3 separate regions of the Mus musculus genome follow, and regions 1 and 2 are each linked to region 3. A link is a loop called in an ENCODE intact Hi-C map of the cell type or tissue named here. Cell type or tissue: heart. All regions are shown on one strand. Each heading gives the region's core, and the rest is flanking DNA. Links, peaks and the distances in the headings are about the cores only. Region 1 holds the start of Gm52785 (a long non-coding RNA gene). Region 2 overlaps Cux2 (cut-like homeobox 2). Region 3 overlaps Cux2 (cut-like homeobox 2).

The links. Hi-C counts contacts between places; a loop is a spot of excess contacts. Peaks named below come from ENCODE experiments on the same cell type or tissue, not always from the same donor. Only the 100,000 strongest peaks of a DNase experiment are listed, where the experiment ranks them.
Region 1: it touches region 3 in a loop (9-fold over the local background); 5 of 42 quality-filtered maps call a loop at or near these places.
Region 2: a loop joins it to region 3, with 6 times the contacts of the local background. A loop is called at or near these places in 13 of 42 quality-filtered maps.

What each region holds. Positions count from the first base shown.
Region 1 is chr5:121,866,495-121,877,167 of GRCm38, forward strand. It overlaps Cux2 (cut-like homeobox 2), which reads right to left. Exons shown (of 23, transcript NM_001312908.1): 12 at 10,474-10,665; 13 at 10,336-10,394; 14 at 8,793-8,841; 15 at 8,585-8,684; 16 at 7,163-7,807; 17 at 6,556-6,657; 18 at 2,514-3,286; 19 at 1,951-2,122; 20 at 597-866. Gm52785 (a long non-coding RNA gene) reads left to right here and starts at 862. Exons shown (of 3, transcript XR_003955779.1): 1 at 862-1,718. In heart, for the core only: a CTCF peak has its summit at 5,842 (motif pointing right); DNase peaks (open chromatin) are centred at 1,677, 4,547, 5,857 and 8,747; H3K27ac peaks cover 238 bases; H3K27me3 peaks cover 1,565 bases.
Region 2 is chr5:121,941,371-121,952,043 of GRCm38, forward strand. All of the region lies in intron 2 of Cux2 (cut-like homeobox 2), which reads right to left. Among named protein-coding and RNA genes, the nearest start is that of Gm52785, 79 kb to the left of the region's middle. In heart, for the core only: CTCF peaks have their summits at 2,294 (motif pointing right) and 4,647 (motif pointing right); DNase peaks (open chromatin) are centred at 5,441 and 7,371; H3K4me3 peaks cover 1,523 bases; H3K27ac peaks cover 2,476 bases.
Region 3 is chr5:121,994,878-122,005,550 of GRCm38, forward strand. All of the region lies in intron 2 of Cux2 (cut-like homeobox 2), which reads right to left. Among named protein-coding and RNA genes, the nearest start is that of Cux2, 50 kb to the right of the region's middle. In heart, for the core only: a CTCF peak has its summit at 4,807 (motif pointing left); DNase peaks (open chromatin) are centred at 4,374 and 5,644; H3K27ac peaks cover 298 bases; H3K27me3 peaks cover 373 bases.

The sequences.
Region 1 (10,673 bases), core at 953-8,952, 130 kb before region 3:
CGAGGTTGACCTCTGGTTTCCATATGCAGGCGGCTGGAGCCAGGTGTATCTCTCATCTCTGTAATCACCGCCCTTGAGAGCCTGGGGCAGGAGGATCGCAAGCTTGAGGCTAGTCTCGGCTACAGTAGAGATTCTCTTCAGACAGAACACACAAATCAAAAGCTAAAGCGGAACAAGGCAGGCAGAAAGTAGGACAGCATCGAGCTTGCCCAGATGCAAGGGATGCCTGGGTAGCCTGGTACCCTCACCATCAAAGAGTCAAGAGCCTGCCTAGTGCCCTTGGGCAGGTGTCCCTCTAGTCTGATCTTGAGGGGACGGATTACTGGGTCATAATTCAGACTGAATCTGCTAGGGTATCACAGTTTTGAGAGCCGGGCTGGTGCTCTCTCTCTTTCATTCGTCAGTAGGGGTTCCTGGTCAGAGCCGTGTGCCTAGCGTGTGGTCCTGCATGCTTCGGGGCTAGCTGGCACCTCCAGGCTGTCCCTGAAGTCACTGGGAAGCCCCATTGGCGCTGTGCTCAAAGCTGAGAAGAGCTAGCCTAGGGCTGCAGGGAGCACTCCGGGCTGCAGGGAGCACTCCGGGCCCCCACCACGTACCTAGGTTGTTGTCGGTGAGGACCTCCTTGACTCTCTTGGTGATGGAGTATGTGTCCAGCTCTGGGGACATGGCCACCATCTCCTGGATGCCCCCCGCAGCCTGGCTGCTTGAGAAGGGCTTCCCACCCAGGGAGGAGCTGGCCCGGCCTTCGGGCTGCTGATTCTCCTTGCTGCTTTCCAGCGACAGGCCCAGAGGCTCCTGGGACGTCTTTTCAGGCTCCGTGGGGCTTGGGGGAGGCGATGGGGAGGAGGTTGGCTCCGTGGGACTGGCTGCAGGCAAGAGACGGTGGAGCGGTCATGGCCGTTGAGTGTGGCTGGGTAGCATGGCTTGCCAGAGCTGAGGCTGGTACCAAAACACCCGCAGCCACCACAGTGCACCCCAGGAAGGGACCTCTCAGGTCTTCATGGTAACATAGCCCTTCCTTGTTCTGTGGTATTGAGGGGTGAGCCAGGTCCTTGCTATCCCAAACAGCTTGGCTCCTTTCAAAACTTTCATTCTGAGCTATGGACCTCCATACATGGCAAAAACTGGCTTTGAACTTACAATCCTCCTGCCTCTGCCCCCAGAATGCTGTTTGCCTGTCCAACACCTGTCTGGCCTGTCTCCTGCCTACCTGTCACCTCTCTTGCCTATTGGTTTCTGCCAGATGTTTGTCTGCCATTTGTTTTGCCCGCCTGCCTGTCTGTCTACAGTCTGCCTTCTACCTGTCTACCAGCCTATCCTTGTTTTGTAGCCACAAATGGAAAGGGACCTCCAGGCCTGTTGCTAAGGTAGGACCTGCAAATTCTGCCACCTGACACTCTGTTCTGGTTTGTAACCGGATCCCCATTTTACAGATGGGGTTACCGACCCTTGGCCGGAATCGTTGCCTCTTTGTGGTCTCCGGGGCAGGTGGGCCATCCTGCCTGAAGCCACGTGTTCTGAAATAAATGTCACCCACAGGACCCCAGCAGCCCTGCATACGGGCCCTGTGACTTCAGGTAACTCTCCAAGCCTCTCTTGTTTCTAGCTCTGCAAAGTTCAGGCTCCACCCTGCCATGACGTCACCTATGAACACAAGACTGGCCCAGGCCTGTGCTAGGAAAGATTCCGAGGAACAGCATGGAGTCTCTAGGGAGCTGGTGAGTGTGATTTTGTTGGGACACAGGGTTGTTGTCCTGCCTGAGTCCAGGCCTTCTGCACCTCTGCTGAGTGGAAACTTCCTCCCATAGGAAGGAGGGGAAAGGGGGTGTGGGCCAGGGACCCCTGTTCAGGTGACAGCAGTTGAATGGTGTCTGGGATGCAGAGAGGGCAGAGGTGGGCATGCAAGCCCACTGACTTGGGGTAGAGCCCAGGCATTGTACCCTCACTTACCTTGGCTAGCGCTGGGCTGCTGGGTTGGGGCTTGGCCCTGGCCCTGGCCCAGCTGGTCCGACAGCCACAACTGCATCCGGATAAAAGGCTCCCGGCCCTTCTGTGTCAGCTTGCTCCATGGCTTTGGCCGTGACAGCATGTCACTCACGCTACCCTGAGACAGTCCCAGGACCTGCAGGTGGAGGGTGGCTCAGCAAATGACCCTAAAGGGCATCCCATGGTCTCCTCCAAGATGCTACTCTGAACCTCCCCTTAAGTCTCTTCCTCCAGTTCTGATCTTTTCTTTTATCCCCTCCTATTTAATGTTCCAGCACTGGCTGGGGACATTATGGAATGGACTGGGCTGAATCTTTACCCTTCAGGGGCTGGACCATGGGAGCTAAAGGGCTGTAAAGGGCAGGGGACTGGCTGTTAACTGGTTCAGTGTCCAGGGATGGCTAGACGCAGGAGAGACACCCAGAAGAATGGCTTCCTACCTGGGTCACCCTCCAGTCTATAGGTCTTAGGGCTAAGGTCTCAGTGGGCCTTGCTCCTGGGTCCCCCCTCCTCCCCCGGGTCCACACCTTCTCCCCAAAGATGCGCTGGCAGATGCCGTTCTTGGCTAGCTTCTCCTTGACCTGGCGTGTCAACTCCAGCGTGTCTACCTCCCGGTACATGTACAGTTCATACTGCTCGGGTGTCAGGGGCGGCACAGTGGGTTTGAGTGTGCGGGGCACGTATGCTGGATAGTAGGGCAGTCGCCCGCCGCCCACCTCCGGGGCTCCGGCCTCGGCCTTGAGCTCTCCCACCCTGGGGGCCTCGTCCTCGCCCATAGCTGCTTCGTCCTCAGGGGCGATGGTTGCCTCGTCCCCACGAGGCCAGGCTCGCCCATTGGGCTGTCCGGAGTAGCTGGAGGAGGAGGAGAGGGAGGGCGACACGGAGGCATAGGGACGGCTGAGCAAACCACGGTCTGATGCCCAGTGGTGGTCAAAGTAGCCGGCATCGCCGATCTCCGACTTCACCTTGCGGATGATCCGCTGCACAAATGCAGCGGGGGACAAGACAGCAAGCGGCGCCTGCACAGTGCTGCTGCTGCCGCTGCCACCACCGCCATCTTCCTGCTTCACGCAGGTCAGGGCCCCATTCTGGCTCGCAGTGGCTGGCGAGGGCCGCTCCGGAGGAGAGGGAGGCACTGAGCGGCCCCTGGGACCCGACTCCATCTCCAGCAGGGCCTGCTGCTGGGCTTGCATTTCTCGGCGGGCTTGTTCCAGAATGTTCTTGATGGCATCTTCCGAGGTGCTGGAGGAGGCTGTGCCGTTGGGGATGCTCACGGAGGCTGGGGAGTTCTTGGACTCACCTGTGATGGGGTGGACAGGGGCCCATCATCGTGACATAGTTGTATGTGGCATCTGTGTTTATACCATCTAAACATGGGGGCAACCTCGGTGTTCTACAATGGGAAGACTGGTTAAGTAAGTCATGGTGGGTCTTGTCTGACTGTCTGGTGCAATATTAGGCAGGCATTAAAAAAAAAATCAGGCCAATAGTAAGATCTTAGTATATGTGGAGAAAGTGAACAAGGAGAGGAGGCAGTGTTAAAACAAAGCCAAGGGGCTGGTGAGATGGCTCAGAGGTTAAAAGCACCTACTCTTCCAAAGGTCCTGAGTTCAAATCCCAGCAACCACATGGTGGCTCACAACCATCTGTAATGAAATCTGATGTTCTCTTTTGGTGTGTCTGAAGACAGCTACAGTGTACTTACATTAAATAAATATTGAAAAAAAAAACCCAAAACAAACAAACAAAAAAAACAAAGCCAAAACCCACAAAAAGCACGCCTTTTATACACGCTGTTATACATTTATACAAACCAACCTCGTGAAAGCCTAAGAAGGTCAAGAAAGAGGCAGTAACTCAAAGATGCGCTCATGAATTCTATAGCAAAAGCCCGTGGTGGAAACCCAACCATCCAAAGAAAAAACAGCCGGGCGTGGTGGCGCATGCCTTTAATCCCAGCACTCGGGAGGCAGAGGCAGGCAGATTTCTGAGTTCCAGGCCAGCCTGGTCTACAAAGTGAGCTTCAGGACAGCCAGGGCTATACAGAGAAACCCTGTCTCGAAAAACCAAAAAAAAAAAAAAAAAAAAAAAAAAGAAAAAGAAAAACCAGTGGTTAATGAGGTCGGGCATACCTTTAATCCCAGCAATCAGGAGGCAGAGGCAGGCGGGTCTCTGGGAGTTTGTTAGAGGCCAGCCTGGTCTACAGAGTGAGTCTAGGACAGCCAGGGCTACACAGAGAAAGCTTGTCTCAGGGTTGGGGTGGGGGAAGGGAAGGTGATTCAAAGTCTAAGTCTCCACAAGCTACCAAGCAAGCTAATTAAACCACAAGGTGCAGGGGAAAGTCTCATCAATGGACTGATAGGAAAAAACCAGGCTGACAGCTATCTGAGAGGGAAGAGAAGGGGAGGAGCGGGGAGGGGGGGAGGGGAGGGGGAGTGTCAGGTCAGACGCACACAGAGTCTTGGGTCGGAGTCATAAGTCCCAGGGGCTCAGTTGGTTCTATGAATAAGCAAAGGAAGACAAACAGGAAGTCCACACAAGGAGTAAGCAGAGAGGATGTCACAGACCCAGGCCGTGTCTCAGGACAGCAATGGAGCCGGGTGTGACTAGGGGCTGCCTCTCTCTCCCTTCTAGACAGTGTTCTCTGACTACTGAGCCAGACAGGTCACCATGGCCTTCCTCCATGATCCTGTGTCCCTGGGTAGCCTCCACCCTTGGGCCCACGACACAGCCATTAGAATGACATTTTGTTTTTCAAACTAAAAGCAATAGACCAGCATTGAGTCTCGGAAAGTAACCCAGCGTGGATCCAAGTAGGAACCTAGAAAAACATTTAAAACAGGAAGGGATGACAACCCAGGAAGTGCCAGTCACATGACTTCAAAGTCCAGCAACAGGCTGGGGAGGCTGAAGTGGGAAGCGGCTTGTCTTTGTCTCTGTCTCTCTCTTTTCGAGACAGGGTTTCTCTGTGTAGCTCTGGCTGTCCTGGAACTCACTCTGTAGACCAGAGTGTAGGCCTCGAACTCAGAGATCCGCCTGCCTCTGTCTCCTGAGTGCTGGGATTAAAGGCGTGCACCGCCTCCGCCGCCGCCACCACCACCACCACCACCACCACCACCAGCACTGACTAGCCTGTCATTGTTATGAGCAGCTTGTATAAATGCCTGCCCACCCACCTCCACCCTGGACACTTCCTTTGGTTTTGTCAAGAACACGCCTGGAGCTGGCATTCGGCCATGCCTGGTGCCCTGGGCTGGGCCTTCCCAGCTGTTTGGAACATATTGGGGTAGGAGGTAGAAGTGGGAGTGGCCACCCTTATAGCTTAGTACTGAGTGTGAACACTCCCTTCAGCCCCGCTGCTGACTTTAATGCTTCCGAGTCTGTTTCTGACCCTGGGGGAAGCACTGAGAACGTCAGACACCCAGGGTCTGTGTAACTGAACTCAAGGCTGTGCTGCTACGCCTCAGCCACATCTGCAGCTCACGCTTCACATCTGCAGCTCCGGACTAGCATTCAGTGGGAGCCTGGTGGTGATGATGGTGGTGGTGGTGGGGCACACCTTTAATCCCAGCAATTGGGAGGCTAAGGTGTCCCAGTAAGAGTAAGTAAGAACTCTTTTGAGTTCAAGGCCTGTCTGGTCTCCAGAAAAAGTTCCAGGACAGCCAAAGCTACACACAGAAACCCTGTATTTAAAAAAAAAAATCATGAATGGCTCAGAGGATTAGCTGGTAGGGCAGGGTAAACTCCCTCTCCTGTGGCCTCTCCTAGGGACAGAGGCGGGTCTCCACTGAAGGCCACAGTCACGGATAGATTTTCCTCATAGGACTTTGCAACTGGAATACATGCACGGATCCACCAGCAGGGGGCAGCAGACACCGCACAGTGGGGTGGGAGAACTGAGCCCAGCATCCCAGGATCCCAGGCAACCAACACTGCAGGGTGTTAAGTGTATAACTTGGCCTAGCCATAGAAGCCCCCAAGCCATTGGCAGGGACAAGGCCAGAGCCATTGATGGCAGGCAGGATCACAACAAAGAAGGTGGTTTTGACTCTAAGACTCTGCCTACAGTCTTCTGTGTACCTGCCCCTGGCTGGTGATCCCCTTAGCCTTCAGAAAGGAGAGCTAATATCATTCCCGTCTTAAAGATGAGAGGAGGGAAGCACAGAGAGGTCAAGTCATCAATACAAGGCCACACAGCTAATCAACAGCTGAACCAGGATTTATGGCCAGTCCTGCTATCTTGTATTTGGTACTGTAGGCCACAGTGGGAAGCATACCAGGATAGGGGGGGGGGGCTTCCTGGAGGAGGTGACACTTAAGAGAGTGGCGCTTGGCTAGATGTCCTGGGAAAGGGGATAGTCTCAGGGTCCGGATGTCTTGCTGAACAGCTGAGATTTTGTTATGGGGCAGGTAGTGAGACACGGGAGAGACCTGAGCTGTGGCATACCTGCGTGTGTTCCAGGAAGGCCCTTCTGGGGCCCTGGAGGTTACAACTGACCTGGGAACACCCTGGGATGATAGAGGAGATGCAGGCAAGGATCAGAGGTCATGGGCAGAGGCCACACTTACCCCCCTTCTGAGACTCTATCTCCTTCTTGGCCTGCTCCAGGATGCTCTTGATGGCGTCGTCCGAGCCTGTCTCAGGTGTGCGGATTCTCGGGGTGATGCTGCCTGGGAGGGGCACGAAGGTGGCGGCTGTGGGGCCTGCAGGGGGCGGGGTCAGGCCCTGGAGGTGGGCAGGAGGGTATGGACCAGATTGTCCTGGGGTGGGTGGGGAGGGTGACAAATGGTAGGTGGTGTAGTGACTCCGGCTTTGGGGCTGGAACTAGGACCCTGTGCGTGCTAGGTCAGTGGTTAGGGCTGGTTAATGGGCCAGGATGATTATGGCAACAGCGGACACTTCTTAAGCAGTTCGGAGCTCTGGGTCCTTTTAGCCCCTCCCCCACGGGCCAATGTCGAGAATGGGGTGGGAGGTGGAAACTGAGGAATCAGCCCAGAGCTGGGGCTTAACTGCCCAGAAAGGGCTGCAGAGGGAGGGAGGGGTGGCCCAGTGCAGGAGGGAGCAAGGTCACGAGTCTGTCCCTCGAAATAGGGAAACCAAGGCACAGGGTGGTGGCTCACCCACCCCGGGGTCACCCACAGCTCTGGATGGCGGTGGGGCTCCTCCGTGGCTTACCTCGCTGCCTCACCTGGATGGTGCGCAGGGCCAGCACATTCTGCTCATCCGACAGGAACTGCTTCATCTTGATGAAGGGCTCCTTGCCTTTCACCGTGAGCTTACGCCACGGCTTGGGCCGGGCCAGGATCTCACTCACCGAGCCCTGCGACAGTCCCAGCACATAGTGGCCAAACACGCGCTGGCCAATGTTGTGCTTGAGAAGTTGCTCCTTCACCTGAAAGGCGATCTCAGCCGTGTCCAGCTGCTCCTCCTCTGGCCCAGCCCCATCCACAGCCTCCGGGGCCCCTGTGGGCTCGGGGCAGGGCACGGAGGCAGCAGGAGCTGATGGAGGCTTGGCACCACCGTAGAAAGTCGGGGGGAATGCCAGCAGGTTTCCCGTCTCCCCTTTGAAGGCAGCTGGGCCCATCATATGTTTGGATAGCAGTGAGTCCCCAGCCAGCCTCTCCCCCGGGGCCAGGCTGGGGAAGGGGGACAGCGAGAAAGTCCTTGGCCCATCAGGACCCAGGCTGGGGCCCAGCAGGGGCTGCGCAGGGCTTGGGGACAGCGGGTCTTCCGGGCCTGGCGGAGGTGGAAGCTGAGGAGGGTAGGGGGGCTCCGTGCCCAGTGAGCCCTTGATGGAGTCATCCTCCGAGGGGTCTTCCTCTAGAACACCAGGGGGGATGCACAGACAGACAGACAGACAGAGGTGCAGAGGGACCAATTGTGATGGAGGGGAGGGATGTGCAGAGGCAAGAGAGATGGTTAGAAAGGGAGAGAGAGAGAGAGCAGAGACAGAGGATATGGGGTAATGGGGGGACAGGATGAGGGACTAGCTATAGGTCTCAGAAGCCATAAATACCCATGCTTGCTGTTGTCCCTCATTCTCGAACCCCACCTCCTCAGACCCCCTTCAAATGCTAGCTTGTGGGACCCACCTGCTGCCATTGGGGACATTATCCTAGCAAGCAGGAAGGGAGTCACAGTCACCCCAGGGGTCTAATGCCTCCAGTGCCTAGTCACTCAGGCCACCCAGCACTTCCCATTTAAGAGACCAATAATGAGCCTGCCATCTTGGCGAAGGTCACAAGGCTACAGGGCCACTGAGCCATTTGTGGGAAGAAGGGCAATTTTAAGCTGTGGGCCATGCCCTGGGGGTCGGCTGTAGGGTAGGGTATAGACACCCCTCCCCTGACTCCTGAGTTCTTATTAAAGTTCCAGTATCCAGCTAGAGTCAGGGTCCAGGGAAGTCACTGGGAGCCTTGGGTCTACCTGTGACCCTGAACCTGGGAAGCATCACCCAGCAAATGCCCAGCCTACATCCCCGGTCTGGATTCTTCTGCCTCATGAATTGCAGTGATCCTGGGGCATGAAGAAGTCCAAGGGCATCCTTGTCCAGCCCCTCAGCCCAAGTGCCCCCTCGGTGAGTTCCTCGTCCCCTACCAGGGCTGGCCAGCAGCGCAGGCTTCTCCAGTAGGAACTTCTGTGTGGGGAAGAAGACATCCTTGGCCACAAGCAGCGGGTCGTCAGGCTTGGCCAGCGTCTGGGGGGTGGGGTGGGAGGAAGCAAGGGCGAGAAGGTACGGCTGGTGCAGACTTGATGGAAGCAGCCAGCTTTGGGGGACAGGGACAGCGGTGGCAGGGATGTGTACCTGTGGGAGGCTGCAGGTGCTGGAGGCCAGCTTCATGGCTCTCAGGATGCTGCGGGGAGAAAACAAGAGGGGCCGGAGGTCAGCAGGAGGAGATACCCCAGGTGGGGTCCTGTAGACCAGGCTGGGTTCGAACTCACAGAGATCTACCTACCTCTGCTTCCCAAGTGCTGGGATTAAAGGCTTGTACCACACTCACCACACCAAGTCATACTTGCCTTTCTTTTTTCGTTTTTCTATATTTCATTTTGCATATGGTCTCATGTAGCCCAGGCTAGCCTCAAATTCATTTTGTAGTGGAGGCTAGACTAGAATTCCTGATTCTCCTGCCTCTGCCTCCCAAGGACTGGAGCACCACCAATCTGTTCTTCCCTTTGTCTCCTGTTTCTGACTTCCTCCTCGCTTTCCCTCCCATTCTCACCCCCTCTTCTCCTTTCCTCTGGGGTTCCAGGGAAGGAACCCCAGGCCTTTGGCACACTACCCATGTCCTCTCCCATTGAGCCATCCTGCCTTGTGGTTTTAGGCTAGACATAGGTAGAAACTACCAAATACATATTTTTTTCCAGAAAGTTCCAAAATGCAAAAACTGGATTTGCCTCGGGACTGCACACTGAGTACTAATGTGGCCTCGTGGCAAGGGAGGGACGTGCAGTTACCGTGTTAGGAATCATGGGAGAAGAGATGATGAAGTCACAAGAGGCTGCACCTGGGTTCCATGGAGGACACTACCACAGTGCTACCAGGCCCGGGCTTAGTCATCCCACCCTGGTGACACCAAGGGTCAACTGTCAACTGAAAACTGTATCAACTGCAGGCTTAAAGTCACATGTTCCAGTGAGTTGGGTCTGGGGAGCCCCGCATGCCCACAGCCTGCGTTTATCTGACTGCCGAGGAAGTCCCCAGTTTCCACACCACAGTGACAAGGTGACAAGGTGACAATCTCCACAGCTTCACGGAAAAGGACCAGTGTGCTGGTTTGTTTTTCTGCCAACCTGACATGAGCTAGAATCTTTTGGGAAGAGGAGGTCTTCACTGAGAAGGTGCCTTCATGAGACTGGCCTATAGGCAGGTCTGTGGGGGGCGTTTCCTTGATTTAATGATTGCTATGGGAAGGCCCAGCTCCTCTGCAACCAAAGTGGTCCTGGGTGCTCTAAGCAAGCAAGCTGAGCAAGTCATGGCGAGCAAGCCAGTAAGCAGCACCCCTCCATGGCCTCTGCATCAGCTCCTGCCTCCAGGTTCCTCCTGCCTTGGCATCCCTGGGTGATGGGACTGGATGGAACCCATAAGCTACAAGATGGCGTATGTTGGCGCTTTATCACAGCAACAGAAACCAGGCGAGGACAACCAGTTTGTTTTGTGGAGGCCCAGGCCAGGCTGCCAGGCCTCCTGGCTTGACCTCCTGAATGCTGGCTGCACTAGTGAGCCTTTGCCACCACACCTAGCTGTGACTGGACTGGTTTTGACAGAGAGAGAGATGTGGACCCCAGAGTGGACATGTGGGGGAGGAGCTAAGGAGCTTTCTGAACAGTCCCAGCCAACATGGTACCTCAGCTCTGTTTTAATCTCTTCATAGTCAGCCTGGGCCTCGAGCTTTTCTTGGAGTTTCTGGAAGACAAAAGGATCTAATGAAGCTGGCCCGTGCTCCCAGCCCACCACCGCCCGCCCCTGCCACCCTGGGACCTGCCTCTATGGCCTCGGACTTGGCAGCTAGCTGCCGCTCCAGGTCAGCGATTTGGTTGGCTGAGACCTCCTCCAGCTCCTGCAGGGAATGTCGAAGCTGCTGGGCGTCCTTCAACAGCCTCAGGATCTCTCTGTCCTTGGAGGCCAGAGCTGCCTCCAGCCGCGGCCCTGAACACAGAGCAAAGCTCACCTTCTCCTGGGAAC
Region 2 (10,673 bases), core at 1,512-9,511, 53 kb before region 3:
TTTGTCCCTCTGCTTGTGCCTCTTGTCTACACCAACACTTGGCACACAGTGTCTACCCATTGGGTGCAAAAAATGAGCCTCCCCTTCCCTCCCCTTTGTACTTTCCCGTCCTCCCCCACGTTCATTCCTCCTCCGTTCCCGATGCTGGGAATACACTGTGAGCAGTAGCCTAGCAGCTGAAGTAAACTACTCATTTGGTACAGTGCATGCAGTGGGTGCATAATAAATGCTTGCCAGATCAAGTTGGGAGGAGGGCTCAAGATCCAAGAGATGTGTGTTTGCCATGTGCCCCTGAGCGCCCCTGGATGCTCAGTTGTCTTTGATTTCTTTCCATGGCTGGGCAGCTGGCTGGCGAACTTGCAGTTTTAAAAATATGCCCTTGAGGGACATCAGAAAGTGAGATGGACAGAGGGGTCAAGTTCAAAATCAAAGTGACTTAGTAAAAGCATCCAATCGATGGCTCTGGCTGGAGGAGGTGGGGGTGATACAGAGGAGTGCCTGTATCAGCTGTCAGCCCTGCCCCTCACAGACAGAGGTCAGGGAGGCCCAGGTGGGGCCTGGAATGGCCAGAGAAATCTTGGGAACCCAGGTCAGGGCTGGAAACAGCAGACTGGACCAGAGGATTCCCAGACAAGTTGAAGACTTCATGTTCCAGCCAGGGGAGGTGATACAGGTCCACCAGTCCGGCACTCAGAAGGATTCCAAGTTCTAGACCAGCATGAGCTACATAGCAAAACCTATTCTAAGAGAAGAAAATCCTGGGCTGGAGGGATTACTATGTGGGTAAAAGTGACTGCTTCATAAGCATGAAGACACAAGTTCAAATCCCAACCCCAATGTGAAAGGGCTGCACTGGGTGTTCGTGAGCCTGTTACCCCAGCATCGTGGGAGTGGAGGCTGGAGGGTGGCTGGGCTTGCTGGTCACCAGCCTCAGGCTCAGTGGGGAGCCCCATCCCAAGAATTAAGGTTGGAGATGGCTATCTTCTCTGGCCCCTCTACACATTAGACATGTACAGCACCACATGCAACACACACACACACACACACACACACACACACACACAGCCATGAGACAAAACTAAAGCTCTTAGTTTCCTGTTTGAAAAGCTTCACACATGTAACATGGATGGGCTCTCTGATTACAGTAGCCTTCAAGAGCTCAGCTCCTGATGGGCGGTGGTGGCGCACGCCTTTAATCCCAGCACTCGGGAGGTAAAGGCAGCCAGATTTCTGAGTTCAAGGCCAGCCTGGTCTACAGAGTGAGTTCCAGGACAGCCAGGGCTACACAGAGAAACTGTCTTAAAAAAACCAAACCAAACCAAACCAAACCAAACCAAACCAAACCCCTCTAAGCTCTCACATTAAGGATGGGAATCTGGGGATCCTACAAGCCTCCTTTGAGAAAGGGAGAGGGAAGTGGCCCTCTCTGACCCAGGCTCTGTACCAGTGGGATCCCAATGACAGTAGTGGGAGGTGACTCCCTTCTTGCTGACCAGGTCCTGTATGCAAGGCCCAGTGCTCAAGGTTCATGGCTACTGTCCCTCTCTGCTGCCAGTCCCACTCTATCTCTGTCTCAGCCCATTTTAATGATGTATAGACAGGTACCAGAGGCTGCAGGCACCGCCAGACTCAGGCGGACTCGGAGGCTGTACCTGGCTCAGCATGCTTGGCTTTCTTTTCTACACAGAGACTTGGATGTGACAGGTGACATAGGTGTCACAGGTGACCCAGGGGGCAGACCCTGAAGCCTCATCGACGGGCTCAGGACACTGGCCTCGTCCACCACGTCTTAGTGGGACTTTGAAATGGACTGGGTCTGTCCTTCAGTTGGAGAGACTGCTAAGGCTATCAGGAGCCAATGTGAGTGGATCGAGGACAGTGACAATCACACAGGGAGAGCAGGAGAGCAGTCATGAGTCAAATCCAGCTGGTCACTGTGTCGTGAAGAAACCGTCACCTCTGTGAGCCATGTTCGAGGAATGACTCAGTCTAGATCTCAGTCAGGCATTCAGGAGGGAATGAAGGAATGGAGGATATATGACTAGTGTAAAGGTCGTCGTAGCACTCCTGAAGCAACCTCTTAGGGCTGGGGTCCCTAAGGATGTCCTAGTGCCTTCCCAATCTCCAAGGGCAATGGGAACCACTGAAGTGCTTTTTAACTGCAGACCAGCAGAGGAAGACCAAGCAGTGGAAAGGAACAGGAGTGGTGGTGTGTGTAGGGGCGTGGGGTGGAGGGTGGCAGGGATGGGATGGGATGCAATTCTTCATAGAGCCACTAGGGGGCACTCACGGAAAAGGGGCTTTTGCTGTACTGCTATGAGGGAAGACTTTGAGAGGTCCTGGGAACGCAAAGGTCCCCCGAGGCAGCAGAGCATGCCTACTTGGTTGAGGAAGTGCCTGGAATAGGAAGTAGCAAGGAAGGGCGAGGGAGGTCAGAGGTCACGGGAGACCTAGACAGCCTGGCTCTACATCAGGCCCAGTCACAGATACTGCGTGTGATCTGTACCTCAAGGCAGCCCTCCTGGTTCCTAACTCTGGCCCTACAGAGAGGCACGGAGTGACAAGGTCACACCATGTGCAGCTGGCAAACGGTGGTGCCATTCTCCTCCTCCTCCACCTATGGCTGCAGTAGGCTCAGCTCACCCTTGTTCCTCTCAACCACAGGACCTTTTCACATGCTCCTCTCTCCACAGTACGCTCTGGCTACCATCCCACGGTGCAGCTGTACTTGGGAGCTCTGCTCAAATGTCACAGCTTCCAGGAAGCCCTGTCACTGTTCGGGCTACACCAGGTCTAAGGGAGAAAAGCAACGGAAGGGAGTAAAGGGCAGTGATGGCTTGTGACAGCATCTCTGGGAGGAAGCCAGGAAATCAGGGAACACAGAAGACAAGAGGCTGCAGGAAGACAGGGCCCGTCTAGCTCCAACCACATCAGCGGGCACAGCAGGGCCCTGTTGCGTGCCCCAGGCCTCTCTTAGGAGACAGAAGCTGGACTCTGCAGATAGCCCGTGGCTGGGAGCTTAGAAGGAAGTATGGGATTCCCAGGGACTTGGGGACCCACCTGTGCCTCTTCAGGAAGAGCTCTGGACTTAGAGCTGCCAAAAGACAGCCGTTCTCCCAAGATGAGGTCTCAGCCATGACAGGACTTGGCTAGCAGCTATGCAGACATTAGCCACCACAGCTCACGGCTGCCACTGACCAGGCCAGCCAAGGGAGGCACCGCGATGCCACCACCGAGCCAAGGGCACCCAGCCAACAAGTAGTAGCCTGTATCTGTGCCCATATCTGATGCCAAGAATCTGCGTTCATGTCCCTGCATGGGTTTCTAAGAGTAAAAACCTGGTGTTTTGTTTGTCTGTCTGAAGTCATCGGTGAAGACAGTCACTGACACAGTGAAGGGACTCAGCACAGGGTATCGTTCCCTGGATGTGGTCACCATCAATGTCCACTTAGAGACGCCTACGCCACCCCAGTCACTCCGCAAAACTCTCTTTGCTCCTGCAATGGGTGTCACCCATGTCTGCTTGCTCGGTGAGCCGTCTGCACAGGTTCACCACGCCTAAGCCTTCACGTTCACACGCAAGGCATCTCTCTCATTTTCACAGCTACAGGGCATTCTATGGGGATGTGACTTCACCCATGAGCTCAGCTCTCCCAACCGACAGTAGATCACTGTTAGTCCCCAACACACACGGACAATCTTCACGGACACATGATTAGTCTGAATCCTTCACGCATGGAAACAAGAGGTTATTCTTGCTGTAGTTTTGTGTTTCTGCCAGAGTGTGTATGTTTGTGTGTGTGAATTGTGCATGTATGTACAGATGTGAGCATGTATGTACATACACGTTTGCGTGTATGGAGACCAGAGGTCAATCTCAAGCATCATACCCATGGAGAGAGAAAGAGTCGCCCACAGGAACCTAGAACATTGATTTGTCTAAGACGTCTGACCAAAGAGCACAAGGAATCCATTGCCTCCCTCATGCTGGGATATATAAGTGTGTAGCCATGCCTGGCCTTCCACACGGTATGGGAATACAGGCCTTCACGCCAAAGCACTTCAACTACCGAGCCATTTATCCAGTCCTCTCGTAGGTCATTTTAAACCCCCCACTCCTGGACACTTAAGTTATTTATGATTTCCTCTTCGTGAACACAGGTTGTTTCTGATCCTCGATGCAGGGACACGCACATCACTGTCAACGTCCGCTCTGTTGATATGCCTCTGGTAACCCCTAGATATCCATTGTAGGTGTTCGCAAATGGATGTATTTAAAAGACACCAACGTGGGCTTGTGGGGGACAGACAGGGTTGCTTGTCAGTGTGGCAGCTGTTCCTGGCTCCTCCCCGAAAGACCCTGTTTTTGCTGTTGCTGCCCCCACCTGTGAGGGGTTCTCTCTCTTTACAGTCACGCAGAGGCCTGTCTTACAAATGGGTCAGGACAGAGAAATGAAGAGGGGCCGGAGGAGAGACACAGACAAACCACTGCCCAGAAGGCAATCTTCCTTGGTTGTCAAGAAAGAGAACGGGTTGGGTGGCCGTGAGCTCAGTGACTTTGGAGAGTCACTTGGCTCCTGTTGGGCCTGGTCTGGAGAGTTCCCAAGGCCATATGCCTGTGTTAGCCACAACTGTCCTCCAGGGGGCAGCAGACCAAACAGAGTTCGTGGCTTGACCATAGGGATGTATAGATATGTCTGCTGCCTGTGACCTTAGTCACCAGGACAAGGAGGGGACTGCAGATGTTTGCTTATGCACCCGAGGTCATGGAGAACAGAGTGAACCTGGGGTCCCAGCCAAGGTCAATGTGACCTTGCAGTTGGTGTCCCTGATCATCAGCCCAAAGCGGCGTAGTTCCCAGACAGGTGGTCCATGAGAGCATCTGCTTCCGGATATCCTAGTGCAAGGGGCCTCCTGGAAGAGCACCCCGAAGCGTCCTTGTACCCAGAGCGTCCTTGCACAGAAACTTCTGAGTGAGACCAAACTGGTTTCTCTCAATGCCCATAAATAGGAACCAGGTTCCCCACTCCAGGCCTGTGCAGAAAGACAGCCTGGTTATCCTTGGCTATTCAGGAGCCCAGACAGATCCTCACAGGAGGCTCCTGCATTATTCATCCATCCATCCATCCATCCATCCATCCATCCATCCATCCATCCTTCTGTCTGTCCATCCATCCATTCAACACTGATGACATTTTCTCCTCCGTGAAATGAGACCCTCAGCTCCAAACCCCAGCTTACTCTTGGACTTCTTTACTGTGCAACCTTGGGCAGGCCCCTTGGTGTCTGTATAACAGTCTCCTGAACCCGGGCAGCTAGGAACAGGAAGGTACATGGAGGCTGCTGGCTTGGGATCTGCAGCAGCTGGTGGTATGCAAGGAGCAGGTATTTGACCTCTGACCTGTCCCATGGTGACCCTTCAGGCTCCCCACCTGCTCTCCTGTGGGATCCTTCCAGGGCAGTGGAAGAGATGTCCTTGGCCTTGATGTCTTCCTGAGCCCAGTCCATCTGATCCCAGAGTCCAAGCCGCAGCCCCTCCTCCTGTATTATCAATGTCGAGTGTTCTAAAATTAGCCCAAGGCTGCCAATTCCGAGTGGAGCTGGCTTTTGGGAACCAAGAGGCCTTGGCACTGTCACCTGAGTCCTCTCTCCATCCAACCGCATAATGAATTGTCAGTCTCTGCTGCCCCACTGATGGGCTCAGCTTCACAGCTATTCCCCTGTCAAGGACTCTGGGGCTAATGGTTCCAAGAACACAGATCAACCAGAGGATGCCAGGATGACGGATGGGCTCTTCAAGAGCCAGGATGCTGGCCGCCAGGCTGGGCAACAGGGGGTACCTACTTTGCTTGTACCCACAATTGCCTGAAGCTTGTTCTGCCAGTGCAGAAAGGGTGCCACCTGTGGTCCCTGTGTGGAAACTCATTATTCCAAGTGGCACCCACCTCCGAGGCTGAGGGGTTCCCAGGATGGGGCCTGCACACCTGGTAAGGTCTCAGATGCCATGAAGAACCGGTAGACCACACCCACTCATCAGAGATGCTCAACTGGCTCTGAGTCTGCGCTTGATGTCCTGAGCTGGGTTTTAACACCTCTGCATCCAGCCCAGCCACCCCCACCCCCGTGTGTGCGGGCCTGTGCATGCACACAGGAGTCGGCATTAGTTATTTTCTTCGTTTGCTTTCCATCTTTATCAGATGTGCCTCTTCCTGTCTTTGCACACATCTGACCTCAAAGCACTGGGATTCCAGAAACATGCTGCTGTGTTTGGGGTTTTACCTAGGAGCACACACTAAGAGCCTCTTTACTCATGGGGCCACTGAGACACCTGCAGCCTCTTGTGTTGGTTTTCATTTTTTTTTTTTTTTTTTTTTTTTTTTGACACAGGATTTAACTACTCAGTCCAGGCTGGTCTTGAATTTGTGAGCAGTCTGCCTCCAAAGCACTACCTTAAATACCTTTATCTTTCATCTTCCCCCCTTCTCTGATCCCCCAAGACTCATGTTTCCCAGGCTAGCCCTGACTCTACCATGTGGCTAATGATGACCTTAAACTCCTGATCTTAAACTCCAGCCTCTACCTCCAGAGTGCTGGGACAAAAAGCAAGCATCACTCTGCCTGGAACCTTTGCACTCTTTTAGTGGAAATCCTTACACACCTTCTGTGGGTTCCCCTCCCCCAAGATAAGTCACGCCCCACCCCCATGGAAATTATCCAGTATGCAGGTCAGGGCATCCCCACCCCCGCCCCACTTCTTCATCGGATCCCAAGGATCTTGTTCTGCCAACCAAGTATCTCACCCAGCTGTAGATATCATGAGGAAACGGCAAACAAAGAGAGAGATTTAATAACTGGAAACAGGAGAGAGGCTGCAGAGTTTAATTTTTTTTTTTTGTATTTGCATCTAATTGCAATCAACAGACTTCTGAGCCAGTGACAGGCTCAGCAAAATTGCTGCTGAGAGAACAGAATCTTTGTCTAAAAATAATCAGACATTCTGCGCACCGCTGTTTGTTATAACGGTAATCGATGCTGGAGGCTTTGAATTCCATCAATTTATAGATCAGCGCAGGGCTGCCCGGGCGATGGGGCGGCGCACGGCGGGGCTCGGCCAGCACCAGGCCGGTGTGTGATTAAGATAAGCCCCGGTTCCTTTCATACATTCCTTAGTGGGGGCTCATTCTCCGGCAGGCGGAGACGTTCACCGCAGTTAAAGATCACTGCAGCTTCTCAGACGCCAAATTTGAGGGGATTGATCAATAAATCAAATCAGGCCGATCGATCGGCCAATCAGGAGAGTCTAGCCGGTGCATTATCGCCGGCGCCTTCCAAGCCAGAGCTTTTCATGGCTTCCATCAAAACAGCCTGGCCCTGGCCGGCAGCCAGCGGCTGGCCTGTCTCATAGCCCAGGCCGCCGAGAGGGGCTGCCTGCCCAGCGGGAGAGCAGTAAATTTCTCATCAAACAGCGGATGGAGGAGCAGGGCGAACATCTGTTGTGCTGCAGTGAGTGACTCTGACAGACCGCCGCCCGACGGCAGCATCCCCGGGGCACGTGGGGAGGGGGGGCCCATGGAATGTTCCACTGGTTACGTCCAGCAGGTAATTTAAGGAGACTTTTGCATTCTTCTCACAGCTGCAGCCTGAGCGCTGCAAAGCCGATTCCGGCACAGTCGATAATAAAGACCGTCCGGGGACCCTGCAGGATGACGGTGGTTTTATGATCCCCATTATGTTACAATGTAACTTCATTAAACGCTGTTTATTCCTTTCTAAGCACGGGGAGGGCCTCTTGCGTGCCCATCAAGGTGGGGCCCAGAGGTGATCTCTACAGAGAGGGTTCCAGGCCATCTATCTTCTCTCAACAATGTTGAAGAGCCTCACCCACCTGCCTCTCGTCTCTGAGGCAGGGGGATGGCCTGGTCTCTGTTCCTTTCCACACACACTCTGGCAGCTGGGTGAGGACCAGGTGATCCCCGACATACATAAAAGGACATCACAGCCTCCAGGCAGGAGCTGAGAGGTCTGGGAAAGGAGGGAAGCAGGGCCCTGGGGCCCATCAGACCCTCACAGCAACGCCCTCCACCCTGCCCCTTTGGCATAAACATTCCTGAATCAAATGGTGGGGCCATGCAGACTGGAGCCAGTGTTCCTTTTGCCTCTCCACACTGATATTAATCAAAATAAACTGTCACATGGTCTCTTGTGAAGGCCGGAATTCTTCTCTGGGGACAGTCTAGATGTTAGATATAAAGGCTTCTTGGTAGAGGCCTATAGGTTGCAGGGCACAGAGAGGGAGCTCTTGGGTCCAGGGTACTGGCTTAAGAAGAGGCTACTCACATTGTGAACAGTGGAGGAAACTTCTTTGCCTTTGACAACCAGGTGGGTGACAAAGACTTCTGGGTCAGAGGCCCCTGTTCCCACACAAATGGCAGGGGACAGGTTCCACTTGGGACACAGTAGAATACCAGAGTCTTCAGGCAAGCTGGCAACTAACAGGTGACTCAGCCCAGTGGAGCTAGGACCCAGTGACACCATGAAGCCCTGGGATTGCCACCATGCAGATGGGGAAACAGTGAGAAGTTTCCTGGGCCCACGGTCGCATGGTCCCACGGTCACGTGATCAGGGAACACCAAAGCTCAGGGCTGGCTAAGTCTCCACTCCGGGTACCTTGCACATCTGTCTGTCCGTATTCTGTATGTCTGTATTCTGTATGTCTGTATGTCTGTCCGTATTTAATCTTCCAGCCTCTGCACCACACTGGGTATTGGTATGATGTCCCTTCTCCAGGCCCAGAGACACTGAAGCTCAGAGGGAGTAGTTTTTAAGTTGTGAGGGGCAGAGTTGGTTGTTAAGGGGCAGTGTCTCTCCATTTTTGGAGCCCCTACTGGGCTTCTGCATAGCTCTGAATAAAGAGGGATTCACACATACATACACACCCTCCCTCCTAGGGCACCCACTGTGACCCTTGGCCAGGGCCCTCCACACAAATCTGTTCTGACCTTGAGCCACCCACTCAGTAGTAAACAGAAAGGCTGGCAGTACCTATCAGCTTCCCTCAGCTGCACCTTGCCCTCTGCTGATTCTGTCCTTGGGGTCCCGCCACAGCATAGCAGGTGGATCCCCCCCCCCCCATCCTGGTAAGCACTGGCCACACCCTGCCATGACTCGGATGCCACAAATTCCCAAATGCCACTGGTCCTGACTCCTGTATATCCTACCACAGGCCCTGTCACCAGTATCCACTCTGGTGGGTGTGAATGCCCACACCCCACGGGTGCATCTCTGTCTTCTTTATAGTCTCCTAACCCTCAACACCACACTGGCATCACAGGGGCCTGGACGCTAGTTGTAGAACAAACAAAAGAGAGCTGAGCCTGACCCTCCTGGTGTCCCAAAGACCACAGGACCCATTCTGTTCCCCTTCACAGATAAGAAATCTTTGAATTCATGGTTCAGAGCTATGGTCTCAGTGTGGGGAGGGGACAGCGAGCGGGGGGGGGGAGGTGGGGAGGGGACAGCGAGCGGGGGGGGGGGGGGAGGTGGGGAGGGGACAGCGAGCGGGGGGGGGGGGGGAGGTGGGGGGGTGCGGGATGGAGGATGGGAGGGATGGAGGGAGTCCATCCACACAGAGCTGATGAGAGGGCTGGCCTTGTCGAGCCAAGAGCAAGTCACTGGTTGGCCCGTCGTTCTGATACAGATCCGCCCAGGGTCCCTTTCACAGAGACTACAGAATATTAGATTTATCACACACTCAAGCCGAGATGTGCTGCCGAGATTTCGGGACAAGATTTATTACGCTGGCTGGCTTTTAAAATGAAAGAGAATCTTCCGACTAAAGCAAGTTCGGTTAACGGGCGAGAATGGCAGCCTGCGAGTCCTCAGTCCACCAGGACCCACGAGTCCGATACAAGCCTAGGGGCGACCTTAAGGGAAGGCTTTTCACTCTGGATATCTGTCAGTCTGTCTGCCTCTGCCGACCACAAGCTGGCTATACCTTATCCCTGGCCCCTACAGCCCAGACACTTTGCATGGAGTGGGTCTCTGTTGTTTTTTTTTAATGTATCTTTATATATTTTAGTGCCTATACAAAGAATAAAATGATACACATTTGTGGAATCCCGTGGAGTAATTCTGTGAATTATGTAAGCTATATTCCTGTGAGATAGGCGTATTTTTATCCCATTATATGGATGAGGAAACAGAGGCTCTGAGAGGTAGAGGATCACTTTGACAGACAGAAGCAAAATTCACTAACCCGGAGCTGGCTGCCCCTCATTCGAGAAACCAATCCCCCCTACTTCATCTCTGGGGTACCACAGTGCTGCCTAGCCACATGGCACCCTGGGAGATCCTCTGAAGAGGAGACCCCCAGCCCTCTGTTCCGAGAGTCAGCTATAGGAAATGCCAAGAGGTTGGATTTCGGTCCTCAGGTCCCAGAAGGCTTTGCTGAAGCTGGGTACATGGGGCTCAGCTCCCAGAAAGGCGACAGACATCCTGGAAGTATAAGCTATGAGGACACTGGTATGTCAGAGGGAACAGGGAGCCATGAAGGTATCTGGCCAGGGGAGACCCTGGTCAAGTGATTCTGCCCTGCTGGGACCCCACGCACCCCACCCCAGCTGGTGATGTCTAGAGCCAGATCCCAGGCCCTAAAGCACCCTGGCTGAGTACT
Region 3 (10,673 bases), core at 967-8,966:
ACCCTGGAAAAGGGATTTTCAGTCAAGAGGAATCTAGGGTCTCTGACCACGTGGGTCCCCGCCAAGCCGCAGGCCTCCCCCTGCCAAGCTCCTCCGCCATCCCGAGAAACAGGGCGAGGATTTCACACACTAGATCCCACCCAGCCCCGATTGTCATTTCGGGCTTTGCACCGTTTTAATGAATGCCAAAACTGTTTTCTCAGTTGATAGACTCTGACAGGACCAACAATCGCAGATTAGAGAGAAACTTCTTGCTTTTCAACAAAGGTTAATAAATAGTGACAGCATTAAGTCTAGTCTGATTAACTATGCTGAGAGATATTATTGCCGTTTGCAACGCAAAATCATTATTGGATTAAGCACAGCATATAAAAATGAAATGTGAGTTTTAATCTCACACAGGGAGCACAGGCGGCTCGCGTGGAGGTGGGGTAGCACGGGGAGGCCCGTATTAATTTTTAAGTCACTCCGGTGAAGGGATATTACATGTCATTTTTTTCTGGTCTGGGTTTGGCCAGGGGAGAAGAGGCCCCTTGGATGTGGAAAGGCAGAAATGGTGAGCAGCCCCTTGGGCTGAATTGTATCAGAAAGGGATCCGTAGTCAGAGTCCCACATGACTAAGGGACCACAGGTAAGGGCCTGGCTCTCAGGGCACCTGGAGTTCCCATCTTCCCTTGGGGAAAAGACCAGACCCAGGTCAGAAGCAGGAGGTGGGGAGATGTCCCAGCATGTCCTGAGGGGAGGTGACAGAGGAGGGGAGGAGGGGGCACAGCTGGACCTGCTGGAACACCAACCTGGACCAGGGGGAAGAAAGACAAGACCCAAGGGCTGAGCTCCCTCCGTCTGCCCCACCCCAGCCCTGTCCCAAGGTCCACTCTGATTGTAGACCTGATGAAGATTTGAACCCACGGAGCCTGGGGCAGTGTGACCTTCCAGAAAGTGAGGAAGGTCCCACAGCTACCTGCGAGCCCAGAGGCTCCAGGAGCCAAGAAACAAAGATCCCAAGCCAAGATACCAGAGACAGGACAACCAGAATATGGGTGCAGACAGTAACAGCGGAAGTAGTTGCCCCCCCCCGCCCCTCCCTCCCAACTCCCCCTCCCACACACGCTGATGTGAGAGTTTATGGTAATTTTCAAACATTTCTTTGGAAGTCTTTGGAGGATGTCACTCTGCGGAAGACTGGCAGGTGAAGGGGAAGAGAGACGCACCTGTCCCTTCCATCTTGTTTCTGAGGGCACTGATGGGCAAGGAGGACGGCTTTCTCCGTAGAGAAATGTCCCACGCAGGAACAAGATCCAGGAACAAAAGCCATTGTAGGGACCTCAACAACGAGAAGCTCAAGGTGACAGCTAAAGCCACTGATCGCACTCTCAGCGCCAGGAGGGGGACACCCAGATCTGGTGCACCTATTGGTGCCACACCATACAGCTACATCCAGGGTTCTTGCCAGAAGCATCAAGTCAAACAGGCACCTGGCCAGGCCTCTGGACAAGGGCTTACAGGAGATCCCAAGGGAAAAAAAAGGGGACAGAAAGCTGGGTATAGAATCTCATACGTGTCATCTCAGGGTCTGGACTCAGTCACCTAGGATGCAGAGAGTCTGAATCTAGCCAGGGCTACATGAGATCCTGGTCTCAAGGTTTAAAGGAGAAGGTAGGAGACAAAGAGAGTGGAGGGCAGAAAAGGGGGCGATGGCTTAGCCATACAAGCATGGGGACCCTGGTTCTAGTCTCCAGCATCCATGATCAAAAGCCACACTTGTAGCTCCAGTACTGGTGAAGCAGAGGTGGGCAGATCGCTGAGTCTTATGGGCCAGCCTTGGCTACCTGGCAAACTCCAAGCTGATAAGAGACCCTGTCTCTAAAAACCAAGGCGGACACCACTTGAGGAATGACATTCCTGGCCTTCCCAAGTATGTGGGACTTAAAGACACATACATACATGGTGGGGAGGGGACGGGGACAGAAAGGGGAAGTTTGGGGGCAGGGAGGAGGGGAAATAGAATGACATCAGAAGCCTCAAGTTTGTGAAACATGAATAAATAACTGTGAAGATAAACCACCAGAGGGGGAGAGAACGCACATTGACTCATCAATGTAAAAAGGATGTTGGAGTCAGAAAATGACCCGGGGTTGCACCCCACGGCAGTCAGCATTCAAGGGAAGGGGCATCCTGGATGCTAAAATTAGTGGGGCCAAAAGAACGAGCAGCAGGGCAACTGGCCAAACGTTTCCCCCACTGGAAACTTATTGATCCCTCACAGGGGAGGAGTAACCCTTTCGGGGAGAAGCCAGTTGACATCAGGTCAGTAGCAGCCACGGCAGGGACCACTGTGGCACCTCCTGACGGGGTGCCCTGAGGACGAGGACACGCTCTCCCTCTTCCGACACGGCTGCTCAAGCCACACAACCTGCAGGCAGGCGTTAAGAGGACAGGCGGCCTGCAGAGCAGAAAGGTCAGACCACATCCGAAGTGCCGGGTTTGGAAGGACCAAGACTGAAGAACTTGTGCTGCTTTAAAGGGGACTGAGGCTGGGAGGTGGCTCTGCTGGAGGTGGCCCTGTTGAGGAGGTACCCACCTAGCACCATGTAAGTCAGGTGCGATGGTGATGCACTGCGGGGAGTGGGGGAATGCAGGAAGAGCACAAGCCCAAGGCCATCCTAGCAAGCTCAGCACTAGCCTGGGCTACATCAGAACCTATCTTTAAAAAAAAAATCATGATGGTGACTAAATGGAGCAGAAACAGGCTCTGGACTAGGGACTTGTCAGCAATGCCCAGTTTTGGGGCCCCGACCTTCGCGTACATGGGCCCACACACAAATGGGTAGCTGTGGCGGCCCTGGAGACTTCTGGTTTTGCCCAGGTTGAGGCCCAGCTCAGGGGACAACAAAATGTAACTTCAGAATGACAACCGTGCCCTATGGATTAGCTGGGAACCCTGGTGAGCATCGGTGTGCCCCAGTGTCACAGAAGAGACTGGAAAGCTGTAGCCTGGGCCCGAGGAGGGGTCTGCAAGCCAGGATAGAGCAGTGGGATAGCTGGGGTCTGGGCAGATTCAGAGGGTTCGAGAAACAGGGACAGGGTTGTGGTTTCCACGGCATGGTAGGCTGTCACTCAGCACTGTGTGGAGCATGTGGCTACTGCCCGATGTCACCACAGCTTGTCCACTCACTGACCATCTCACATGGGTGGCTGACCCAACATAGCTGCATAATGTCCTTACCTCTCCCCATCCCTGTCCTCTCTCCTGTCCCCAGTGGACAGCCATTGTCCTCCTGTATCTCCTGAGACTTGTATACATTCCTATCTGTCCATAAAGTCCTAACACAATTCTGTGTCTTCCGTACCACCCCTTTCGGTCACGCGTTGTCAGAGGTGATGTCATTCAAAGATCTCCTCCAGGAAGCCCTCTAGGATTCCCCAGGGCTCACGGCCTCTCTTTTGGTGTCTCATAAACTGTATTGCCTATCTGCTAGCAACTAAACCTCCTCCCTGGGGTTGTGGGGTACAGCTTGGTGGCAGACCTTTTGCCCAACCTGCGAGAGGCCTCCACCCCATCCCAGCGCCACAGTCAAAGCTCTTGGGATGAGTCACAGCTTCAGTCAGAATGCCTGTCATCTACCAGGAGATGGGACTCTCTGTCCACAGCACAGTCCCCCGGCGAGGCGAGAGTACTCACTCTCCAGCCACATCTACTAGGAAACTGAGTCACAGGGAGAGAAAGCCATTGGCACACAGTCACATTGGGGGGGGGGGGGTGTTGGAACCGGGGGTGGGGGTGGGGAGGAGGAGACAAGGGCAGGCTTCTGTTGGTTCCAGAGCCCTCCCTCCCTGTGAGGGGAGGCATTGAGAAAGTCACTGCCCTCCCGCACAGCTCTGGCCAGCAGGGGCAGGGGGAGCTCCCTGGTCCTCCTCCCAGGCCAGTCCTGAATTTCAAACCATCTTCCTTTGCTGAGTCACTACCCCTCAGCCCTTGCAGGGGAGAGAGAAATCAATACCCGTCACCTATCAATTCAAATGATCTGGCGAGGGGCCCCCAAGGCCATGGCCTTCCTTCAGTGGCCCCAGACTCCCACCTTAGTGTAGTTAAGACAACATTCCCTCTAAATTGCCCCTAATATTCCAGACATGCTGCACAGAAAGAAGGGGGGAGCAGGGGGCAAAGTTGGGCCATGAATCTTGGCACCTGAACCCTCAGTGTGGCCCTGAGGCTATTTAGGGACAGCACAGAGCCACTGGGCAGATCAGCCAAGGACAGATGCTGGCTGGGGAGAAAGGTCACAAGATGCCAGGGTACCAACCAGGTCAGGTATGGAACAGGACCTCATGTGCCCCCAAAAGGCTAAAGATACAGCCACAAGCACGGCACCAGCAGCCACAGAGCCAGGGCGGGGCTTGACGGGGACAGGGTGGTGAGCAAAGGTGGTGAGAGCCACTTACCACCTGGGCAGAGGGACCCTCCAGTGTGACACCCACGTTGTTCATTTACTGCAGCTGCCAGTGAGGGGCTGCTGAAAGCGGGGGTGGGAGTTGCCTGCCGAGACAACCGCTTCCCAGAAGCTAAGTACAGTCAGCCATGTCTGAAGCCAAGCCTGGAACTTTCAGGCCACCTCAGCCAGTGACAACCTTTATCTGTGTCCGTGGGATCCCCCTGGAAGGGCCTGGAGTTTCATAATGTCCCTAGCATGGTAGGGCCAGCTACCTAACCTGGCCTTCTGTTAGGGAAATGCATGGGTCTGTTATAGGGTGAAGGGAAGAGGCTCTGCCCACAAACCTCTTAGATGAGAGAGCGCCCCCTGGAGGCAGGACTCTGCAGGACTCAGGTAGGTACCGGTAGCCACTGAGTAAAACTCTAACCCTCTGCCTCAGTCTTCATATTGTCTCAATATCTTCATTAAACCAGCAAGGACAACTTCCTCAAGAAAGAGGAAACGATACAGGAAGTGATTTTAGAATTCACTTCCTATGCCAGCCACCAGTTTAAATGGGTAAGGTGGAGCCAGTAAGACGGCTCAGCGGGCTAAGGTGCCTACCACTGAGGCTGGTAACCTGAGTTTGATCCCTGGGACCCACATGATAAAAGGGGAGAACCGACTCCCTCAAGCTGTCTTCTGACTTCCACACACATGCTGTGATGTGCACATGCCTGTACATACACACATTTATTATTATTATTATTATTATTATTATTATTATTATTATTATTTTGGTTTTTGTAGACCAGGCTGGCCTCGAACTCAGAGATCCGCTGGCCTCTGCCTCCCAAGTGCTGAGATTAAATGTGTAGGCAACCCCACACAGATTATACACCCAATTTTTAAACAGGAAAAAAATATAAGTAGCTAGAGGGGGCCAGAGAGATTAGGCAGCTGGCTACTAGAGAAACCAGACTTCTACAGGAACCTGGAAAACGGGGTTTGGTTAAGTGCTTTGGGGAGTATCCCTGAATACCTTCTACCCACCCAGGCCATGCACGGTGCTGCAGCCCTGAGCTCTTCACAGCGGCTGAAGGGCATGTTGACTCTGGGCACAGTACGGTGCCAGGCTCTGGGGCACCACCACACACCCTTGCTTCCGAGGCCTGCCACCAACATTCACATGTCAGTCGGCTCTAGCGAGAGCATGTGCCAGTTTGAGCTGCCACAGCCGCCACAAGCCCGATGCTGGCCGGGCGGACCAGCGCTGAGTGAGTGCTGCCAGCACCCTGCCAGATGCTTCTGCCCAGGGTGGCTTCAGCCAAGTTGGGACCTACTGTGCCAATTTACTGAAGAGACGAGGGCAGAGCGGCCCACCCACGGGGCACCACCCTGCAACCCCAAGCCATGTTACCCAACACGGGCAGAGCTTCAGAGAAGCAGCCCCCACACGGGCTTTAACAATGGAAGCGTGCAAGCTTGCAGGCTGGGGGCTGTTTTAATCTGCGTTCCGCTGTTCCAGAAATAACAACAATAGTGCATGCTCTGTAACCTTTTATGTAAAAACGAGAAGACACCCTCACAGCATCAGCGAGAGGCAGGCACGGTTAATCACGTCACCCGACGGGTAGGGAGACTGAGGCACGGATAGGATGACCTGGCTAGGGTCACACATGGCTAGGATTACACAACCCATGCCACCTGGCATGCAGACCTGTACTGATCAAGAAAGACTTTTCTCAGTAACAAACAAGGAACAGCCACCACCCCTGAAGCTCTCCCAAATCCATTTTCAGCTGCTGCTAGGAGATTCAGAGAAGCCAAGCAACGTGCTCAAGGATGAACAGCATCTGACACACTACTCTGGACATAAGCTAGGTCCACTGTGTATCATGAGGTGCCTGACTTCCGGTTTGTGACACGTCCTACGGTAGGTGGACCCAGGCAGGGGACAGGTTTCCCTGGCTAGGAGCAACTGGCTAGCCACTAGGCTCCCTGAAGAGTAAAGGGGGCAGGCTGTATCCCAAAGAACACAGAGCCATCCTGATGGTGGAGACACCTTCCTTGAAGGAGCTAGGGGAGCCAGGGGGGAAAGGGCAGTATTTGTCATCCATGGGGCCACAAAGCCTACAGTACTACAGACAGCAAGCATATCTAACCCCTGGCAGCAGGGCCGGGTAGAGTAGACCCAGCCACAGCCTTGGAACGGGATCTGGGGCCAGCTGGGGTGCAGCCTGCCTGTTCCCTCAGCCTGCCCCAGCCTTCCAGGGCCAGGCAGGTCTGTGGCAGCCCCGCTCTGGCAGGAGCCAAAGGAGTGCCCTATGTACACACACATGCAGCTTGCATGTGTCACATACGCTCACGTGTGCCCGTACCATCACTCATGCAGAACGCTCACACACCGCGCACCCACACGGCACACTGTCCACATACCCTGTGCGTGCACCCATGTTCAAATGCACTTATACGCACCCCTGTACATGTAGAGCGGTGTAGGCTCACACATGTCCACTGTCTGCCACACATACCCGCAACCACAGGGATCCACAACCATGGACTCCTGTCTCCCCAAGATCATACGGGGTGCAGAGCGCAGACCCGCAATCAGCCACACCCATGGCCATCTCCTGAAGATAGATAAGAGACCCAGGAAGCCACAACCCCAGAAAACACACACACACCACACACACACACACACACACACAGAGAGAGAGAGAGAGAGAGAGAGAGAGAGAGAGAGAGAGAGAGAGAGAGAGAGAGAGAGAGAGATTTTCACACCTGATCTCATATGCCGGCGGTTCTTAAAGACATGACAAGAGTGGAGAAAGCTTTAAAGCCACACATTCCCCCACACGGACCACACGGTCGGCAGGACACAGGCAGACTCCAGAACGCTGTCTGGAATCCTGTCCACCCCACATCTTCCTGCACTTACCCTGGGCAGCTCTGTCTTCTCCAGGGCAGACAGTGCAGCTATGTCCAGTGACAGCAGGGGTGGGCAGCGCGAGCCCCTGCGAGAGTGAGCTGAGCGAGGGCCGCCAGCAGCCTCGGCACATGCAAAGAATGTGCAAAAATAAACGCGAAAGGCTGCTAGCGGCCCTTCCCACAGGACTCGGGCTGACGCAGGTTCTGCTCCGCAACAAACATCTTCCTTCTAATTTTAAAGGCTGTGTGGCATTACCTCCCCGACTCTCAAGACAGCTAGATGTCATCTCACCCCCTGAGCTGACCACCGGCAGGGCCAGGCACTGAAGGGGCACGAAGTGCTATGTCCCAGGCTCCAGCCCTGAGACCTACTGGTCACTTGAGTCTAAACTACACTGTCCCTGCAGGCCCCACTAAGGTGGTCGAGGTGATCAGGAGTCCCAGATCTACAAAGACACCCCAACTTCTCCTCAAAGTCGTATCTCAGTGAGGTGGATCCCGGTGACCCCAGCTCTGCTTTTGAAATAAGCATCACACACAAGTAGCTACATCTCCTGACAGTGGGGGCAGGATACAAAGTGGGGTTCCATCACCCACCCCACACAGCCCCTTGCCTGCATACCATCTTATCCCACGCCTCCCTAGAGGGCCTAATCTGGACCTCGTAAAGGCTTGGATGAGAAGGAAGATCACACAGATAGCAGAGTAGCCTATGTGGATGGGACCCAAGGCCAAGATCCCAAAATGCTAGCTTAGCTCCAAGTCTGGGGGACCCCAGGCCTTCTGGGCTGTGACTCTGCCATTTGCTTCATCTGCCTCTTCCCACTGAAACAAACTTGGCGACCTCTGAGCCTCTGTGTTACTTTGTGCCCCAGGTGGGGGACCCAGGATCTTGTGTCCATCAGGCACCCTGGCTCCCACCTGCTCTAGGATGCATAACGCAGGCTGCTGTCCCCACGCAGACAGCTGGCCTTGGCTTCCAGGCAGGCCAGGCACTTACCCATAGCTCCTCCGCCGCCAGGCTCCCAGCTTAAGCCAGCTTGCTCTACCTACCTAGTCCTTGGTCTGTCTGATCCTGGGATGCCCTGAGGGTACTGAGCAGCCTGAAGTGAACCACTAGACCAGGTAGTTAGAGGATGGATTGATAAATCAATGATTTGTGCCCCCACAGCCTAGAGCTTAGGGCCACCCTCCCACAGATGCCAGAGAGAACCAGAAAATACAGATGCAAGACCCTTGAGACCTTCCTCTAGGGAGGAACGTGACACAGCATCTTGGCTTTTACCTGCTCTGCTAAGGGCTAACAGGTCAGACCCCTACAGGCCTAGAAGGAAACAAGTGGGGGTCAGAGGTTATCTCTCTGAGGCTCCAGCAGTGCACTCCCCAGTGTGCACTCAGTCTCCAGGTTCAGGACCCTGGACAAAGCTCCTCCCAGCTCTTCCTGCCCTCTGTGGTGGCATGACCATGCTCTGATAAAAAGGTCAAGTACACAGGTCACCACAGCTGCGGCTTAAGCCACTGCACAGCTCCCTAAAGTTGATTGACCAAACGCCCAGCCCCAAGTCCAAACTACACAGGAAGGGAGCCCCGTCAGCCCCAAGGTACATTCACCTGAACCCCGATACACGCTCACCTGGACCCAACAAGATGATGAAAATCCTGCACTGTTCCCTGTGCCGGGTGCAGCTCCTGTGTGTGAAACAGCACCAACCCTGCGCTTGCAACAGCAGCGTGTGGCTCCTGTGGCTGCATCCAGTCCTGGCCCTGACTGCCATTGAGTGAGGTGTCCCCCTCCTTGAGCTGAGACAGGTGGCCTTCCCCACGATCCCAGTCACAGCCGCCAGACTTACTTATCTGGCAGCCCCCATGCAGCCTAGACTCATGTATTCCTAACCTTTTTTTTTTTCTGCCATGTCTAATATGATTTCTAAGCTCCGTTTCTGCTGGCACCCAGTGCTTGGCTCTTGGACTAGTTTGTTTTTAATAAATAAAGCCAAAAAGAGAGAGATCCAAGCGTCACTCCGTGGCGCCCAGGCTGAGGTGAGGGAGGAGGGCTGGGAGCAGTGTGGGAAGTGGGGGACAGGAAAGGAGGAAGGAGAGAGGTAGGTAATATGGTGTATCTAAGACCCTTGGGCCCATCCCAGAATAACATGGGCCACCCCTGGGGCTCGGGTGGCATGAATAGTGGAGGACCCCACAGCACCTTCCTCTGACTGGCATGGAAGTCGACAGGTTCTGTGGGAGAAGGCACAAGGGAGTGTGTGTGGGCAAGAACCTGCTTTTCCGATTCTCCAGCTACGCCATCGAGAGCACCAGCCTGGGGCCTGGTCTCCATCATTCCAAGCACGGAAGCCACTGGGACAGTTTCCCAGGACTACAGTGGTGGGAGATGGAGAGCCAAGGCCAGAAGCTATAGAACGAGGCTTTGGTTCATCCTTGCCAATGCTGAAAGGCTCTATCTTGGGCCCTGTGAGAAGTCACAAGGGTGTGAGCCAGGTCCCGGGGACAGCAATGCTTGGCACACTAGGCAATTCTTGCTCTCCCCACCAATGGAGAGCTCACTCAGAAACTGCTGCATTCAGGGTCAGCCACGCCCCAGGCACTCCGACCTGGTCCCAGATATATCTTAGATGCCACGAAAGGAATTCAGCCTGACCAGGGGTGGGGTGGGGTGGGGGGCAATAGGGGAGGTAGTGGCTTGAGCCACCCTCATTTCTTAAGCTCCTCTCTGGCTCTCCCCAGGACAGATTGGGGCCAGCACTCTGACCAAGCACGCCCTGAGTCCACTGGTCCGAAGTATCCCCAACTGTGGCTTCAACATGTTGGGAGGGAGGCAGGTGTGATGGCGTACCCCTTTAAACCCAGCACTTGGGAGGCAGAGGCAGGCAGATCCCTTCGAGTTTGAGGCCAGCCTGGTCTACAGAGTGAGTTTCGGGACAGCCAGGGCTACACAGAGAAACCCTATATAGAGGGGGGTTAAAAGCCAAAAGATATTGGGTGGACAGTGACCATGCCAAACAAAGCAGACAGAGGCCACAAGCTTCCTGGGGCCACAGAGAACGGGCATGAGGTGCCTCTCAGTGTGAACCATCAGACAGCACTGCTGATGGCAAGTCTGTCAGTGAGCATAGCCAGAACATTCAGGACATAGCCCTGAATCCTCATCCTTGGGAGCCTCGAATGTGCCCCTCAGGACAACCGGGGTGGAAAGTTCCAGGCCACTCACTCACAAACGACGAAACACATGTACAACAGCCAACTCGTTTATCCTTGCCTCCATTTCAAAGACCAGACCCCCTGAGAGGGCCAGCCACTTGCCCGAGGACACAC